2 separate regions of the Homo sapiens genome follow, and region 2 is linked to region 1. A link is a loop called in an ENCODE intact Hi-C map of the cell type or tissue named here. Cell type or tissue: breast epithelium. All regions are shown on one strand. Each heading gives the region's core, and the rest is flanking DNA. Links, peaks and the distances in the headings are about the cores only.

Region 1 (2,922 bases), core at 184-2,683:
AGCCCATCCAGCAGGGACTCAACCTCTCTTGCTCCTGCCTGGGCCACACCTGTACTGAGAACACCCTGAGGACATGCAGTATTGCGGAAGTGCAGGGCAATGCCCCTGCCCTCCTACCTGGCATCAGGTGTTTAAAGCATTGCAGCAGTATTTAAATAAAAAAAAAAAAAGCAGTACAGTTTGAACTCCTAGCATCTCACCAAGATTATAGATCATGCTCAGTTTCTGCATGTAGCTCTCAAACGGAAGGCTTAGGCATACTTCCTTGGAGCTGAGCCAAGTGACCATCTTTCTCCTGGCCAGATCCTTCTAGTGACTTCTCTAAAAAAACTTCATACAGATCAGCGGTGCCCGCTCCACTGACCTTCATACATACCAGACATGTTTAAATCCTAGTGATGCTCACAGATTGGTCCAAAGTAGGGACTTATTCTACCTCCATCATCCCTACATAAGGAATAAAAGATCTCCTGTCCCACCCAACATCATAGGTAGGCAATTCTCTGTGAAGGGCCAGATAGTAAATATGTTAGGCTTTGTGGATAAAGGTGTCTGTAGCAACCACTCACCTTTGTCATTGATGGCATAAACAATGACAAAAAGGAATGGATGTGCCTGTCTTCCAATATAACTTTATTTACCAAAAAAACAGGCAGCAAGCAGGATTTAGCCTAACCCCTGTTCTACCTAGTAGCTTTTTTTCCTATTACTAAATGAAGTTAATGAGTCTTTAAACAGATGGAAACATATTTAGTGTTAGCAGTTCTATATTATTATGGGAATCCTTTAAAAATTTATAGGCTATACATGTTTTTCTTAAGAGCAGGCAGCGAGCCCAGCTAATCTTAAATAAACCCAGCCTCAACATTTAAAAAAATGTAAAATTATATCAATACATTGCTGAAACTAAACCAATTTTGTCTTCAAAAGAGAAATATTTGAAACTGTTGTTTAAGCAGAAATAATTTTTAAAATAAAAATATGCACATATGTCTTAAAGATTTATATAAAAAATGGAATGCCAAACAACTGAAAGGAGAAATCAGATTTAGATTATATCCACGAATTTATTCTCTCGTAATTTTAGTTCTTTATATATAAAAAAGTAAAAACAGCAAAACAATACAACCTGGGCAACACTGACCTATATAAACAGACCTGGTACATTACCACTTAAAAACCAATTCAATTCCAAAAAGCAGAAACTGTCTTACTTGTTAAACAAGGTATCAGTTGCTATTTTTTTAATGGTCAAGATGATTTCCAACTCTGGCTCCTCTTTTTAATAAATATGTTTTGACAAGTGCCTTTGTAATGAACTAATCCATTTGCAAACTTGGCAGGCAAAGATAAAGTCAGTTTCTGTTTTTCTTCCGAGAGCTGTTGGACAGTGTGTAACTGTAGAGCTCGGCACGTAGAATGGCTGCACTTCCTGTGATTTTTGAGTTGTCTGCCTTACTTTTTTCATACATTGCATCATCAATTACCCATTCATCAGACAGTAGTCAGTCTTCTTTCACAGAATCTAAAATGTCCCAGCTTGGGATAGTCTGCCAGAAATTGTCTCGTATTACTAAATTGTTGGTCCTAAGACCGTGGGACAAAAAAGTGGGAAAAACGGTTTGATGGAAGCTTCTTCTGTTTAGAGCTCTAATAGTTCTCTTTATTTTGTGGGGTTATTTTTTTCCTTAACTAAAATCTTGTCCATAAAATTCTCCATTAGAATTTTATATAAAATAATTGCCCTGAGAAAAACAGTAACTAAAATTATGAAGGGTTATTCACTCATTAATGTGAGACGATCCTCAATTCCTTATTGCATTCATTCAATTAAAAAAAAACCTTTTTTTTTGAGACAGGGTCTCATTCTGTTGCCCACGCTGGAGTGTGGTGACATGATCCTAGTTCACTGCAGCTTTGAACTTCTGGGCTCAAGCAATCCTCCTGCCTCAGCCTTTGGAGTAGCTGGGACTACAGGTGTACACTACCACACCCAGCTAACAACTCATTCTAAAGAAACTGTTTTAACTATTTTAACCTTAGCCATTTTAAATTTATAGGTACCAAATTCAGGTCAGCTTCAAATTTGGGACGGTACAGAAAATAGTTAAATTGTATTTGTTTCCGAGGACAAAATGAGCAACAGAGGAACAAAGGACTTTTTCCTTTGTTGAGGCCACTCCTATTCTAAACTTGTAACTAGGGTGTTTCAATCTGACTGTATATAAATCAAAACAAAAATTTAGCTTGAGATTATTTCCATTTACTCCCAGGTTGATTTAACCAAATTAAAGATAATTTGCATTTTTGATGGCCCTAAGTTAATTTTAATCCCAAACTAGATAAATATTTCATTAAAAACCAGGAATACTGCATCTAGGTATTTTTAGATTAAGTGGCTAATCTGTTTTTCTAATAATTCTTATATATAATTGCAGCCCTTTAAATAAAACTAGCTTTTGCAGTAGACTGATTAAAATCCACTGAGTCAAGAAATACCTAAGAATACATTTTTACTCAATACCATCTTATCATGTGGGCTGCTGACTTAAAAATATGTGGTTTTCTGTTTCAAATAAGATTGTTCTTGTTACATTCCCTGAATCACACCCAATTTATATTTCAAAAATCAGTTAGAGGCCGGACATGGTGGCTCACACCTGTAATCTCAGCACTTTGGAAGGCTGAGGCGGGTGTATCACCTGAGGTTAGGAGTTCGAGACCAGCCTGACCAAAATGAAACCCCATCTCTTCTAAAAATACAAAAATTAGCCGGGCATGGTGGCATACCTCTGTAATCCCAGCTACTCAGGAGGCTGAGGCATGAGAACTCTTTGAACTCTGGAGGCGGAGATTGCAGTGGGCCGAGATTGCACCACTGCACTCCAGCCTGGGTGACAGAGTGGAACTCTGTCTCAAAAA
Region 2 (2,922 bases), core at 222-2,721, 68 kb before region 1:
GCTGTAGAATTATTCTTTTTTTTTTTTTTTTTTGAGATGGAGTCTTGCTCTGTCGCCCAGGCTGGAGTGCAATGGCACGATCTTGGCTCACTGCAAGCTCCGCCTCCTGGGTTCACGCCATTCTCCTGCTTCAGCCTCCCAAGTAGCTGGGACTACAGGTGCCCGCCACCACGCCTGGCTAATTTTTTTGTATTTTTAGTAGAGACTGGGTTTCACCATGTTAGCCAGGATGGTCTCGATCTCCTGACGTCATGATCTGCCTGCCTCAGCCTCCCAAAGTGCTGAGATTACAGGCGTGAGCCACGGTGCCCGGCCAGAATTATTCTCTTAATTGGTCTAGCAGACTAGGCTTCTAGACTAAGCACTAGAATCTAAGCTCCAAAAGGTATGAGTCTCTGTTTTTTCCACCTCAGCATCCCTAGCACAGTGCATAATGTCCAGCATACAGATGCTCAGTCAGTATTTGTTGAATGAATAAATATTCACTAAAAAGGAAATGGACCAAAATATAGGACTAAAGGGAAATGAATTTGAGCTCATAAAGAACAGCTATTTATTTATTTTTAATTAAAAAAAATTTTTTAAAGACGGTCTCAATCTGTCACCCAGGTTGGACTGCAGTAGGTGATCACAGCTTACTGCAGCCTCAGACTCCTGGGCTCAAGAGGTCCTCTCACCTCAGCCTCCTGAGTAGCTGGGGTTACAGGGCATGCCACCACGCCCAGCTAATTTTTTAATTATTTTGTAGAGACACGGTCTTGCTATGTTGCTCAGGTTGATCTTTAACTCCCAGCCTCAAGCAATCCTCCAGCCTGGGCCTCCCAAAGTGCAGGGATTATGGGCAGGCATGACCCACTGTGCCCAGCCTTAAAACGGATTTCTTTTTTTCTTTTCTTTTTTTGGGGGGAGGGGACAGGGTCTTGCCCTGTCGCCCAGCCTGGAGTGCAATGGCATGATCACGGCTCACTGCAGCCTCAGTGTCCTGGGCTCAAGCAATCTTTCAACCTCAGTCTCCTGGCTGGGACTCCAGGCACATGCCACCATGCCTGGTTAATGTTTGTGTTTTTTTGTAAAGATGGGGTTTTGCCACCTTACCGAGGCAGTCTCAAACTCCTGAGCTCAAGCAATCAACTCACCTTGGCTTCCCAAAGTGTTGGGATTACAGGCATGAGCCACTGCACCCAGCCAAAATGTATTTCTTACTGTGGGTTTTGGTAAGAAAAATTTGAGAAACACTGGGCCAAACTGATGAACAACAGAATTAGTCACTTTGCAAAGTAACACTTCCTATGCTACCATTGTAGCAGAGGTGGAATGTCATTGATTTTGGGTGACTGCATTTGGTAGGAGGTGGGACTGTATGATCTCTGAGGATTGTTCCAACTTCAACACTTTTAAACAATTTTGCTGCAGTTAAATGATATACTACATGTGTTCCTGTTTGTTACAATGAGATCCTGAAATAAATCAAGTTATACTATAAAATGCCAGCATAAGTTGTTGGGTTTTTTTTTTTAGATACTCTAAAAATGAGAGAAACTATTGGTTCTACTTTGTGTATTAATTGTTTTAGGTATATTTTGCTATTGAACATGTGTGCTTAATTATTTGGTATTTTGGTGAAAGATTAGAGACAGAGAGATGAATCCTTTTTCCTGAAGAGGTTATAGGTCAAAGGCTGAGGATAGAGAATTTATACCCCTAAATTCTAGAGAGGGAATTTCATTCTGCTTTTAAAGAATAATTCTGTTAAAAACAGGCTATTGGCTTCCATTACCCAGACATCTGTGTTACATTTCCACTTACCTAATAAAGCTCCAGACTTTTTTTCAATGTGAAATCATAAAAGCTCCAGACTTAAAGTGGCCCAAAAGTATTACGGTTTTATCACAGCTTATAACGTAAAAATTCTGATGTATCAATTACACTAGAGAAACACTGAAGCTTGGCACTGGGATGGAGTAAAAATGGTAAAATACCAATCATCTTGAGTTCTTAGGGATGAGTTATTCTGGTGCACTATTTTCTAAGGAATGAGAAATAAAGCAGTAATGTCCTTTGAGACCCTAGGGTAAAGAAGCCATAGAAATCTGGTGTGTCCCTTTCTGAGTGCTGTCACTTCTCACCATTCAAATACTGCAATGTCCTCAGGACCAGTGACAGCATGCAGTCTGCTCACCGTGCCCATGGTTTCAAATTAGCTGTTGCAAAACTGAGATAAAATGACCTTGCTGGCATCTCAGTATCAATTTTGCATAATGTCAAAATACAGCTCTGGTATCAATAACATTATTAAGAAGCAAGATGTACTCCCCATCCTCTTTAATGTTTTGTCTCAGAGGCCATTCCACCTAAGAGATGACTAGGTTCTATGATGGGGCTTCCTCAACCCCTCTGGCTTGAGAGTAAGGTGACTGGGGAAGAAGAGCCTGTCTAAAATAAATTATCCTTAGGAAGAAGGTGGCTGGGCGTGGTGGCTTATGCCTGTGATCCCAGAACTTTGGGAGGCTGAGGTGGGCAGATCACCCGAGGTCAGGAGTTCGAGACCAGCCTGGCCAAGATGATGAAACTCCATCTCTACTAAAAAGACACACACACACAAAAATTAGCTGGGTGTGGTGGCGGGCGCCTGTAATACCAGCTACTTGGGAGGTTAAGGCAAGAGAATTGCTTGAATCCAGGAGGCGGAGGCTGCACTGAGCTGAGATCACATCATTGCACTCCAGCCTGGGTGACAAAGTGAGACCTTGTTTCAAAAAAAAGAAAAAAAAGAAAGAAAAAGAAAAAGAAGGTGTCAGCCCTAGGGGGGAAAAGGAGAGAAATCCTGTAGGGTGGGGAATCAGGTCTTACAACTTTTCCTCATTAACTCCCTTTCCTTGGTGTGATCATAGCTCACTGCAACCTCAAACTCCTGGGCCCACG

What was found. Peaks named below come from ENCODE experiments on the same cell type or tissue, not always from the same donor. Only the 100,000 strongest peaks of a DNase experiment are listed, where the experiment ranks them.
Region 2: a loop joins it to region 1, with 26 times the contacts of the local background. A loop is called at or near these places in 1 of 110 quality-filtered maps.

What each region holds. Positions count from the first base shown.
Region 1 is chr1:32,494,812-32,497,733 of GRCh38, reverse strand. It overlaps ZBTB8B (zinc finger and BTB domain containing 8B), which reads right to left. Exons shown (of 4, transcript NM_001145720.2): 4 at 1,048-2,922. Among named protein-coding and RNA genes, the nearest start is that of ZBTB8B, 31 kb to the right of the region's middle. In breast epithelium, for the core only: no CTCF peak of the experiment used is centred there; a DNase peak (open chromatin) is centred at 1,418; H3K27ac peaks cover 610 bases.
Region 2 is chr1:32,563,313-32,566,234 of GRCh38, reverse strand. All of the region lies in intron 2 of ZBTB8A (zinc finger and BTB domain containing 8A), which reads right to left. Among named protein-coding and RNA genes, the nearest start is that of ZBTB8A, 25 kb to the right of the region's middle. In breast epithelium, for the core only: no CTCF peak of the experiment used is centred there; no DNase peak of the experiment used is centred there.